3 separate regions of the Homo sapiens genome follow, and regions 1 and 2 are each linked to region 3. A link is a contact called in ENCODE Hi-C or POLR2A ChIA-PET data. All regions are on one chromosome and are shown on one strand. The core of a region is the stretch at or near the end of the contact, and the rest is flanking DNA. Distances in the headings are between cores, read along the strand shown. Region 1 holds the start of SLC35F5 (solute carrier family 35 member F5). Region 2 holds the start of LINC02992 (long intergenic non-protein coding RNA 2992). Region 3 overlaps DPP10 (dipeptidyl peptidase like 10).

Region 1 (4,008 bases), core at 1,087-3,586, 790 kb after region 3:
GATGCTGAGGATAATAGTGAAGAACAAAATAGACCAAAATCCTTGCTCTTGTGGAACTTATCTTTGAAATTATACAGCTGAAGATTTAGCCTTGGGTAACACAGAGAAATAAGGATGAAAAAAGGAATGCCTGAGATGCTCAGGATGGTGCCAAAGCACAGAAACACACTAGGGCCTATGTTACAGCAGTCCAGTGGAATTTCCCTTAAAGAACCCAGGGAAAAGACATTAATGGAAGTTGAACTATGTTTTGAGACTCGCTGAAGACAGTCTGCCAGAATTACTTTATCCGTTACAAGAATATCCACAGCTTGTCCTTTAACAGATGGTCTGGAAACAGGTGGTAATAATGGTAACTTAACAAAGTACTATCATTTACAATATTTTAATTCAGAAACCCATATTTATAGAAGAAACTAAGGCACAGTAGAGAGTGGAATGATCCTCAGGATTACATAACAAGTTGTAGTCAGATAAAGCATTGGTATCCAGCTTTCCTGACTCTTAGATTCTGAGAGAGATTTATAATGCTCTTATTTTTTAAGACTATACATCAAATATGTAGCATAAAGAATTCTTAGGCGTATTATGGGCTGATACCCTAAAGAATGCTAATGAAATAAAAAACAAACTGGTGCCAGACTAATGTGATTAATGTCTGCAACCAAATTTCCCCTAAGTAGTAATACCAAGTAGTTGGTTAAGGATTTATTTATTTATTTATTTATTTTGAGACGGAGTCTCGCTCTGTTGCCCAGGCTGGAGTGCAGTGGCGCGATCTCGGCTCACTGCAAGCTCCGCCTCCCGGGTTCACGCCATTCTCCTGCCTCAGCCTCCCGAGTAGCTGGGACTACAGGCGCCCGCCACCACCCCCGCCTAATTTTTTGCATTTTTTTAATAGAGACGGGGTTTCACCGTGTTAGCCAGGATGGTCTCCATCTCCTGACCTCGTGATCCACCTGCCTCGGCCTCCCAAAGTGCTGGGATTACAGGCATGAGCCACCGCGACCGGCCTGGTTGGTTTTTTTTTTTACTCTGCACAATAGGTTTCTGAATGACTTATTAGAGGTGTTTGATGCTGATAGTTTGAAACTGATTCGATCAATTAAAAAATGTTCATTGGTATTGTTTTATTAGTTGCTAGAATATGCATTCAACTTCACTGAAACGAGACTTAAAAGGTAAGAGGTACACTACATCGCGACTATAGGAGTAAGAAAATTTAATTTCTTCACGCCATCTGACCAAGATGTTAAATTACTGAACCCTTTAGTCTTGTTTTTGTTTTGTAGATAGAAATCAAGATGCTGGACAAACCTTTCTCATGGAATAGTCAAAATATTTAAGGAACAAATCTATACAGTTTAATAACTGCCAACATTTGGCAGGGCTCATGCCTGTAATTCCAGCACTTCGGGAGGTCGAGGCGGGCGGATCACTTAAGACTAGGAGTACGAGACCAGCCTGGCCAACATGGCGAAACCCTGTCTCTACTAAAAAATATAAAAATTAGCCGGGCATTGGTGGCTTGCGCCTGTAGTCCCGGCTACACTGGAAGCTGAGGCTGGAGAATCGCTTGAGCCCGGGAAGCAGAGGTTGCAGTGAGCTGTGATTGTGCCACTGCACTGCAGCCTGGGTGGCAGAGAAAGACCCTGTCTCAAAACAAACGAACGAACAAAAAATTGCTGACGTCTGTGAGGTTCTTATTATGTGCCATGAATTGATCTACGTCCTTCACATATGTAAACTCATGCAATCCTAGCATACACACAAAAAACCAATGTGGCAGGTACTATCATTATCGTAGACAAGGAAACCGAGGACCAGAGAAGTTGAAGTAGCTTGGCCTAGGATGTAGGTTGTAACTCCTAGAGCTGAGATCTTGTTTATATACAAAAGGTTTCAAGAATCAAAAGTACTCTAAGCCACTTTGCGTTTCGGCTGTCATCGAGAAAGGGATATCCGAAGTTTCAGGTTCGCAGTTTGTGAAACGGAACGGCCAGCTTTCGTTCTAAGGCGGGCGGAGGTTTAGCCACTCCCTCGTCCTTTGCTCTGCCCCAGACACCCACGCTCGCTTTCCTCTTCTTCCTCCACCTCGCCCTACTTCCCTTCTTCCTATCTTCTCTCTTCTTTCGCCTCGCCGCCGCGAGCCCTCGCTCGGCGACCAGAGCCTCGCATTACTTCCCCTAGCTCCGCCAAGCCTCGCTGCATACGCGACCGCGCGCAGTCCGCCGTCGCGCCCCTATGACGTCACCCGCGCGCCACCGCTTCCGGGCTGGGGACTGGGGGCGGGGCCGCGCGGAGGGCAAGCCGGGGGCGGGGCCGGGGCCAGAGCAGATCTCCGGGCCTCCGCGGCCATAGCTGACTGTGCCGTCCCTTCCCCTCACCCGCTCCACGCCCTCCTGGGCCGAGTGGAGTTGGGTGGTGTCGGGAGCCTCTCCCTGAGGGGCACCGCGTCTTCAGGAGCTGGGCCTCCAGTGCGGCGCGATGTCAGGCGCGGTGACAGCTCTGTGAGTCCGAGGCCGCGGCCGTGGCGCTGGGCGGCTGCGGGGCCTGACCGGTCCGCTCATGGTGCCGCCACGACGCCATCGCGGGGCAGGAAGGCCAGGTAGGCAGGCAGGGAAGGGCCCCGACATCACCGGAGCCCAAACCGGGACGGAGTGCCCACCAGCAGCACCACCTCCTGCCCTCGGTGGCAGCAGGAGCGCCTTGACCGAAACCGTGAAGGTCTCTAGGGGCGGAGGGAGCGGGAGCTGACAGGGGCGCCGGAGCCCTGCGCCCACCGCTGGCAATTGAGGAAGCCGTGCGTGCGCCCTCGCCTCGGCTCCCCGGGGAGGCGTCGCTGCCTTAACTGTCTTCCCCGCTCCAAAACAGAAGGATGATTTCTTTTCCCAGCTGTTTCTTTTAAAATGACTGGATGTTTTGATAGAGGTGGGTGGAGGAGCATGGAGAATCCTTTTCTTTTACCACTTGAAGAGATTGGAAAGGTGCCTTCAAGACCCACAGCAAATCACTTACTCTCCGATAACCAAATTCCACTCCAGCAGATCAGGGACAGAAAAGACACTTTTAGAAACAGTGTCTAGACGCTGTCCCCAGGGATGGATTCCTCTGGATGGAGAGGTGAATGGAGTTCCGTATTTGTGAAACTCAGAGAAGCTATTTTCTGGTAGTTAACTGTTCTTAAATGTGCCGTATGTTGTATATTACTCCCCCTCCCTGCCCGCCCCGTATCGCGTATCTCTCTAAGTATAATCTGAAGCGTGCAGTGGATACCATGAAAGTACTGAGAAAGGTGGCAAGTATGTTTAACACATTTTGGTCCTTTTCATTGATTTGCTTTGAGTTTGAAGATGAAGAGTAAAAAACGATGTGATGAATCTTACCTTGAGTTATTCACGTTTTCATAGCATAATTTCATGGTTGTTTTTAGGGGTGCTGAGTTCTTCACCTCCTTTTAGACTGAGATCTGCCAAGTTTTCCGGCATTGCTCTTGAGGATCTCAGAAGGGCTCTTAAGACAAGGTAGATTCCACGTTTATCCTCTATGTAACTTTCACACTGAACATTAGCTAACAAAAGTCAAATGTTTCTGTTATACTAATGTTCTCATTTTTAATGGTTGTTTTTCTAAAATCATCTCTAATGTGATCTGTATTTTCTAAAAAACAGACTGCAAATGGTGTGTGTATTTGTCATGAACCGAATGAATTCCCAGAACAGTGGTTTCACTCAGCGCAGGCGAATGGCTCTTGGGATTGTTATTCTTCTGCTTGTTGATGTGATATGGGTTGCTTCCTCTGAACTTACTTCGGTATGTACCTTTGGTCCAGGAATGATGTTACATTACAGCCACAATGTTAACTCTTAACCTGTAGTAACTCTAGCCGTTACAATCTCCTGCTTTCTAAAAGCAGTATCTTAAATACTATTGAATTTTTAAAAAACGTTGAATTATTGCCACTTGAAGTTAAAACTGAAAGGATGATCCTTTTTATTGTTTCATACA
Region 2 (3,829 bases), core at 625-3,124, 560 kb after region 3:
TGAGGAGACGGAGCAGACCCCTCAGCAAGATTGTCAGCTCAAATACAGGATGGCCAGTTACACCCGAATTTTAGGAAAAAATAATAATTTTTAGTATGCAACATTTGAGACATACCTATACTAAAAAATTCGCCGATTATCTGAAATTCAAATTTGAATGTCTTGTATTTTTCTTTGCTAAATCTGGCAACCCTATCCTTAAGTGATTCACGGTAGTTGTGAAACATCAGGAAGAAATAAACCTTGTTATTTTAACCCACAGAGATTGAGGATTGTTACTGCCAATAACTTAGCCTATCCTGACTTAACTACTTCCCATCTCTGGTGAGGGAATATGTTGATGAGGCCTAAGTGTAGCCCCAATATTTGAAAGGAAGAAGGCAGTTTCTGTACATAATAAAAGAGAAACTTGGGAGCTCTGGGACATAATTTAAGAAGGAAGGATGGGTAGAAAATTGGTGTAACACAGCCTCAGCCATCGGGGAACTTCACGTCTACTTGGAAAATAAAAATTAAAAAAAAAAAAAAAAAAAAAAAAAAACGAAAAAAATAATGGTAGAGAGAAGTCCTGAGAATAAAGAGGCCATGTGGGTTTGGAGCAGGCATGGAAGGACTTCATGGGGAAAGGAGGTTTGCCTGGCCAGGAGATAAGCAAATAAGTAGGACTGGGGATGTAGAAGGGCTGAGAGCAGCCATGCCCCAGGGAAATGAGTAATCATGGTTTGTCTGTGAGGTTATTGTCTAGAATTGCCAGAGTCTACAAGACCAGCTGTCCCCGAGGGTTGGAGATAAAGTGCTAGGTGGTGTGGAAGTTGTAAGAATCAAAATGGAGTTACTAATGTTTTTTCTTTAAAAAAAAAAAAACTCAGGCTGTGCGCAGTGGCCCACGCCTGTAATCCCAGCACTTTGGGAGACTGAGGCAGGCGGATCACCTGAGGTCAGGAGTTCGAGACCAGCCTGGCCAACATGGTGAAACCCCGTCTCTACTAAAAATACAAAAATTAGCTGGGCGTGGTGGCGGGCACCTCCCAGCTACTCAGGAGGCTGAGGCGGGAGAATCGCTTGAACCCAGGAGGTGGAGGTTGCAGTGAGCCGAGATCGTGCCACTGCACTCCAGTCTGGGTGACAGAGCAAGACGCCATCTTGGGAAAAAAAAACAAAAAACAAACCAAAAAAAACTTGACAAATAGAGCTAGGGAAAGCTAAGAAGAAAGCACTCCCACACTTGTATGCCTGATAACAAAAACTAACACAAAAGGCTCTACAAAACCATAACCTTGCACAAAGGCCATCACAGCCTTACACATATATATAAAAAAAAAAAAACAAAAAAAAACCTCCACAAGGACATTCGCCCAGCAACTGCCTGTCTAACCTTGGACTGGCAACCCCTTGTTATTGATCTCTGTAGCCAAGGATAACCATTTGAAAACAATTATGAAATCCTCCTTACTTTCTCTTTGAAAACCTTCCTCTTCCTTTCTTCCTCTGCCTCCTCGAATATGCACAGTTTACTATGACATGCGTGTTACCGTTGCAACGCTCTGCTCCTGAACAAACGCCTTTCTCTAGACAGCCTCTCACTGTGTGGTTATGCAGCTTGACAGGGGCCCGCTGGACCCAAGTTTACTGCCTCTGGCAGGCGGTGGTGATGACGGGGAGTAAAAGCACCTTGTGGGGAGTTGAAGGGAAAGATATTTCAACGCAAAAACCCAGGCACTTTTACTACCTTTTGTTTGATGCATCGGTGTTACGGGAAAGCTCCTTGGCAGCGAGGGCCTGGCTCTTTATCGCCGTGTGTCCCCGCCCCACGTGGGTCCCATGCTTAGCCCACGGCGGGTGTTTGAAAAGCACGGAATGTATATGGCGGGACAGGGCGCGCTGCGGATACACCGGGACGCCCCCTCAGCCGCGACAGTAACGGCCTCCGGCCACCAGGGGGCAGCCAGGGCGCGCTGCGGATACACCGGGACACGCCCCTTCAGCCGCGACAGTAACGGCCTCCGGCCACCAGGGGTCGGCCAGGGCGCGCTGCGGATACACCGGGACGCCCCCTCAGCCGCGACAGTAACGGCCTCCGGCCACCAGGGGGCGGCCAGGGCGCGCTGCGGATACACCGGGACGCCCCCTCAGCCGCGACAGTAACGGCCTCCGGCCACCAGAGGGCGGCCAGGGCGCGCTGCGGATACACCGGGACGCCCCCTCAGCCGCGACAGTAACGGCCTCCGGCCACCAGGGGGCGGCACACGGCGCCTCAAACTGTAAACGGCTCCGGGCTTCGGAATCCGGGCGGGGAGCGGAGAGCGGTTCGCAAAAGCCAGTTGGTGCCCGGATGCCGGCATTGTCACGGGATCGCGGCCAAAGGGGGTAGAAGACAGCGCAACAGTCGCTCTTCTTGCATGAAGCTATATGCATCTAGTGTGACGGATTATCCTACCTGGAGACTGTCTTTTTCAGCTCGGCATCACGGGGGCGGGGGCGGTGACCCCCATCCGGGCTCCCCGGGGGCGGTGACCCCCATCCCGGCTCCCCGGGGGCGGTGACCCCCATCCCGGCTCCCCGGCCTTCTCTCCTCCGCCCGCTCCTGCCTCCCTTCTGCTTACTCCTCTCCTGGTCAACAGGTCAGCTCGGGGTCCTGCTTCCAACCTCCTCCTCCTAGTTGAAGCCGGTTCTCAGGAGAGAACCTGCCATCCGCAGCTTTACACCTCGGCAGGAATGTAAATCACTCTTCTCCCGTCCCAGGAAGCCTTTCCAGTGTTCTGATTCCAGAAAGCAGGTGTGTGTGGCCGGTTCAAGGAATTTCAAGCATCAGCAGGCAGAGGAAAGTACCAGAGTGGAAGGCAGCCCACAGGGTGTCGAAATCAAGCCACCCAGGGAGCCCGCAGATCCCACCCTCTCCGGTGAGAGAGTTTGGTGGGGAGCACTTCATCCAATGCAGGGAACAGCGTTACTGCGGCCTTCACCTCCCGGCTTCAAGTGATTCACCTGCCGCAGCCTCCCAAGTAGTTGGGATTACAGGCGCGTGCCACCACGCCGGGCTAGTTTTTGTATTTTTAGTGGAGATGGAGTTTCACTATTTTTCTCTCCCCATCCCGGGAAAGTTGTATCTGTTTACCACATGTTCTCCCACATCTACTCGGTTTTACCTCTGTAAGGCCTGAACTCAAAAGCCAAGAAAAAACCTCTTTCTCCAGAACTTTACCTTTTCTGGCAAAAGGAAGCAGGGAGACCTACTAGGAAAATGCCAAGAACAAAATGATTAATCATGTGAAGACGGCATCTACCACCTCAAATCGCCCAGCTCATTGAACCTGCGTGAGGATCCAGCACTGTCCCTGGTGTGTACAGCTCAGTGCACCGAGATGACCAACCGCCTGGGTTTGCTTTACTGTCACTGCTAAAGGCAGGAAGGCAGCTGCCAAACCAGGACAAGGTGGTCACCCCACGGTGAACATCAGTCACCCTCCCTAGCCCACACAGGCAAACAACCGGGGGAGACTATGGCTCAGGGCTTAGAACCCAAAGGCCTGAACAAATGAGGAAGTTTCTACAACAAAGACTTTCTTTGACAGAGTAACCAGTCATAATTTCTGAGCATTCCAGGAGCGCTGTGCAGAATCACAGGTATTTGGCAACTAGTGGGATAAAACAAAGGTGCCATTGAGGATGTTTACAACCAACCCCTCTCCGGAGATAACCTCAAGGTCTTTCCCTTGCACATGGCCTTTCCATGACTCATCCACAGCAGCTGCCTCCCTCCACCACACAAAGGACCCTGCAAGTTCTGTTTGGTATTCTTGAGAATAAAAACTCCGTGGGTCGTTCCCTG
Region 3 (3,849 bases), core at 1,305-3,804:
GACTCTCAAGAATGGAATGATAGAACTGTATAGTGTGGGTGGGGACAGAGGAAACAGAACACAGAACTGCTTCCAAGGAATAAAATAGAGACCATCAATATGAGTATATAAACCAGGAATCTGTTTTAAAGTAGAATTTCATACACAATTCAAGGCACAAATGTCCCAGGTAATGAAATGGCAGCAGCAAAGATAAAAGACACTCATTGAGAGTTTTACATGAGTAACATTTGCTCCATGGGTTGCGGTATAAAGAAATCCAAAACTAGACTGAGTTTTCTTGCAGGTAAAACCAAAACTATCGCAAAATAATAATTATTATAATAATCAGCAGTAGCAGTGCTTAACCTGTGTTGAATGGTAAATGAACACCACAAGCGGCTGAAAAATAGAGAACAGACTTTATAGAGTGGGTAAAACTTAGACTGTTTTTTTGCAAAAAGAATGAAGAATCACATAAATTCATGTACCTGCTAACAGTTCACACAGAAAGTCTAAGAAAGTTTTATCTAAATCCCCTGCATGAGAAGTACTCATCAGGTTACTAAGAAGAAGGTAAGGCAGTTGGAAAGACATTGTATGTTGATCTCAATGAATCCAACTTTTTCTCCTCAACAGTGTCCCTCAGTGACCTGGGGTAACCTTGTTCATTCTGGAATGCTAAGAGGTAAGGAACTAGGAAGCCAGCCATCTGTTCAGTGAATCAAGACCAGTGCTGACAAATAGAAATAAAGTGTCAGCCACATGTGTAATTTCAAATTTTCTAGTGGCCACTGTAAAAGTAGTTAAAATGAAAGTGAAATTAATTATAATATTTAAAATTTATTAACTTATATAAAATGTAATTAAATACACAAAATCTCATTATCAATTATTTAATGATTTAATTTACAAAATACATTAATTTCATATTACTTAACAAATATTTTAATATATTGAGAGCCTGGCATAGTGGCTCACACCTGTAATCTCAGCAATTTGGAAGGCTGAAGTGGGCGGATCACGAGGTCAAGAGATCCAGACCATCCTGGCCAACATGATGAAACCCCGTCTCTACTAAATATACAAAAATTAGCTGGGCATGGTGGCGGGCGCCTGTAATCCCAGCTACTTGGGAGGCTGAGGCAGGAGAATCTCTTGAACCCAGAAGGCGGAGGTTGCAGTGAGCCAAGATCTCGCCACTGCACTGCAGTGTGGTGACAGAGCAAGACTCTGCCTCAAAAAAAAAAATTTAATATATTGACATAAACATAATGAACTACATTTACATAATCCATACATTAAAATAATCAATCTATGAATTAATCCTATTGAGACAATCTAAATATAAATTAATAATATATTGCTATGTAGTAGCTTATATAAATATAATCAATAAATTGAGCACTTAATTATTACGCTTAATGTATAAATTTTAATATATTATTATATCATTTAACTTATATAGACCTTGCTAAACAAATTTGAGTCCCCCCAATGACTCTTATTTTCTGTAATTAGTGGTCTATACTCTACAAAAGGCCATTTAACAAATGCTGACAAAGAGAAGCCATTAACAATATCACCTTCTTCAGACCATTTTATGCCCCTAAAGCATCCTTAGCCAAGTGTTTTATCAATCACAGTCTACTGAAATTGCCTATTTTGGACCTGTTTCTTATATTAGACTATAAACTCTTTGAAGGCAAGAAACATACTTTATTAGTCTGTGTTCCCCCAATGACTCATACTGCCAAGAATATGAACAAAAGCTTCTATGTCTTGGTTTCCTCCCACAGGATCTGAAGCGTTCTTGCCTCGTGGGGCTTTTTGGCTCATGCCTGCAGTTCCTTGAGTCTTGACTCACATTCACTTCTCAATGGAACCCATCCTGACCACTTCATTTAAAATGATAGACCTCTCCCATTGATTCTTCTGATCTTCTTTACCCTGTTCTACTTTTTCCCCAAAGCACTTAACCACATTATGGCACACTATATGCAGTAACTTGCATAGCTCCCTTCCCCTACTGGACAGTGAGCTTTAGAAGGGCAAGGATTTTTTCTTTTTTTTTTTTAACTGCTATATTCCCTGATATATACCTAACATCTAGAATGGTCAAATACTAGCTGATTAAAATAAATTTGTTGAATTAGAAAAATGAATCCTGAATGAATGAATACATGAATGAGGCTAAACAAACAAACAAAAACAACCACCACCACCACCAACAACAAAAAAAACAAGCTACATTCAAAGAGTCATCTGAGATAGGCCAAAAGTCTAGTAGACTAGCAGACATTGCAGTGATCAAAGCAGATGCTGGGCAGTTTCTTCTCAATACAAGGAGAAAAAAAAAAAAGAGTTCAGGCCAGCCATGTTTAAAAGCAGCACTACACAAATAAAAGTTAACAGCCCGTATGGGAGAGGAGTTTGCTTGCTTAATGACTTGGCAGCAGAGCAAGTGTGAGGACTGTTTGAAGAGATTTGAGACCTTATCTTTTGTTGGCTTCCTGCTCCCACAGCCCACAGGAGCCATGAAGAATATTTCCAAAGACAGCAAAAAAAGTATGGCTTTATTTGGTCACCAGGAGGCGGCGTGAAGCATTCGCAGGAAAGGAGAAGACAGTTAACCCTCAACTGAATTCCAAGAAGGAATGAACAGACTCAGAAAGAAGTGAAGGAAATTACTTCTTCCCTCTTGCTATTTCCTACTTTTTCTTTAGCTTTGCTTCAGGGACGCAGGAGTGGAGGATGCTGTCAATGTTGGAAATTAGCCCCTTGGCAAAGGCTTTAGGTGAGAGCTGAGATGTGCACTCAGTTAAGTGCTGAAAACAAGACGTCGCCAGTGCTTAGCAAACAGGAAGAACAAAGAGCAGCCAAGTGATTTAAGTCGATTCTCCTTATAAAAGGAAAATTATAATGATACCAAGACAATGAAAACTTTGTAACAAGTGAATTTTAACAATTAATACTGTTATTAACATACCATAGTCTCCTCCAGTGCCAAATCGTATTGGTCAGGAAATGGAAAAAGCCTCTAGCAGGATTAACTCAGTCTTTGTGGTGAAAACGTAATTTAAATTGTATTCTATTAACTTGGAAAAGATAAGCCACTGTTCTCTTGAGCAAACCCAGGGCTTATTTGAATGAAGCAGGACTTTGCCAATCCAAGGTTTCAGGCATGATTGGGGAAGGAGGAAATAGAGCCACAGGTATTCCTAAGAAAGATCTCATCCTAAGAAATGAGAGGCAGATCCCAATCTTGATAAAACCCACACTATGAGGCACATTCAGTTTTGGAGGCATAGTGCAATAATGAGTCATGAGATATTAAGTAACTATTCGTGTTTGAGAATCTGTGCTAAGAATTTTTTAACATAGATTTTCTCATTTTTATTTCACCAGATTACCACCTTACAGATAAGAAAGCTTGTCTTCCTTGCCTAAGTAGACACCCAGGGTCACACGGCTAGCAAATGGTGGATTCAACCACAACTGAAGGCGATTTGATGCCAAAGCTTTATTCTCCTCTATACTCAGGGATAAGAGGGGCAGAAACTGCATTCCTTAGGGATACAGAGGATGCTGAAGAGGTTTAAATCCAAAAGCCTTGATGTGTTAGTAAGATGAGACTTATGTAAATCCAAGTCATCAGCTCCAAGTGTTCCACTCAATCAGCCTTCTGGAAAGCATGTGGGGAGAACTGGTATGCCATTCCCCACCAAATAAGGAGTGTAGGTGTTAGTAGATAAAGATATTCGGCCAGGCACGGTGGCTCATGCCTGTAATCCCAGCACTTTGGGAGACTGGGACTTGTGGATCAACTGAGGTCAGGAGTTCGAGACCAGCCTGGCCAACATGGTGAAA

The links. A loop is a pair of places that touch in the nucleus more often than their neighbours do. ChIA-PET counts read pairs that join two places held with the same protein, here RNA polymerase II (POLR2A). Pooled maps may share reads with other maps.
Region 1: a map of aorta shows a loop between it and region 3 (4-fold over the local background). The contact joins the promoter of SLC35F5 here to the enhancer-like site in region 3. A Hi-C loop is called at or near these places in 7 of 168 maps with a recorded cell type or tissue (Caco-2, Calu3, HepG2 and 4 more) and 15 of 50 pooled maps. POLR2A ChIA-PET finds 5 or more read pairs at or near these places in 2 of 52 experiments (HepG2 and MCF 10A).
Region 2: a loop to region 3 is called in a map of heart right ventricle, with 16 times the contacts of the local background. The contact joins the promoter of LINC02992 here to the enhancer-like site in region 3. A Hi-C loop is called at or near these places in 60 of 168 maps with a recorded cell type or tissue (Caco-2, Calu3, GM12878 and 30 more), 5 of 37 single-sample maps with no recorded cell type and 37 of 50 pooled maps. POLR2A ChIA-PET finds 5 or more read pairs at or near these places in 1 of 52 experiments (HepG2).

Annotation. Positions count from the first base shown.
Region 1 is chr2:113,754,970-113,758,977 of GRCh38, reverse strand. SLC35F5 (solute carrier family 35 member F5) reads left to right here and starts at 2,336. Exons shown (of 16, transcript NM_025181.5): 1 at 2,336-2,608; 2 at 3,434-3,524; 3 at 3,672-3,813. The coding sequence starts at 2,569. RefSeq lists enhancers at 1,561-1,610, 1,791-1,970 and a silencer at 2,181-2,410.
Region 2 is chr2:113,978,029-113,981,857 of GRCh38, reverse strand. It overlaps LINC02992 (long intergenic non-protein coding RNA 2992), which reads left to right and starts at 1,874. Exons shown (of 1, transcript NR_034130.1): 1 at 1,874-3,829. It overlaps LINC01191 (long intergenic non-protein coding RNA 1191), which reads right to left and starts at 2,289. Exons shown (of 2, transcript NR_148509.1): 1 at 1,730-2,289. RefSeq lists a silencer at 1,992-2,181 and an enhancer at 2,272-2,421.
Region 3 is chr2:114,542,241-114,546,089 of GRCh38, reverse strand. The region is part of intron 1 of DPP10 (dipeptidyl peptidase like 10); the gene reads right to left. Among named protein-coding and RNA genes, the nearest start is that of DPP10, 100 kb to the right of the region's middle. Within about 2 kb of position 2,554, at least 9 of the 41 ENCODE cell types and tissues checked have a DNase peak (open chromatin) inside an H3K27ac peak, as active enhancers do; they include ascending aorta, heart right ventricle, testis and 1 more, where a contact is called at or near this core.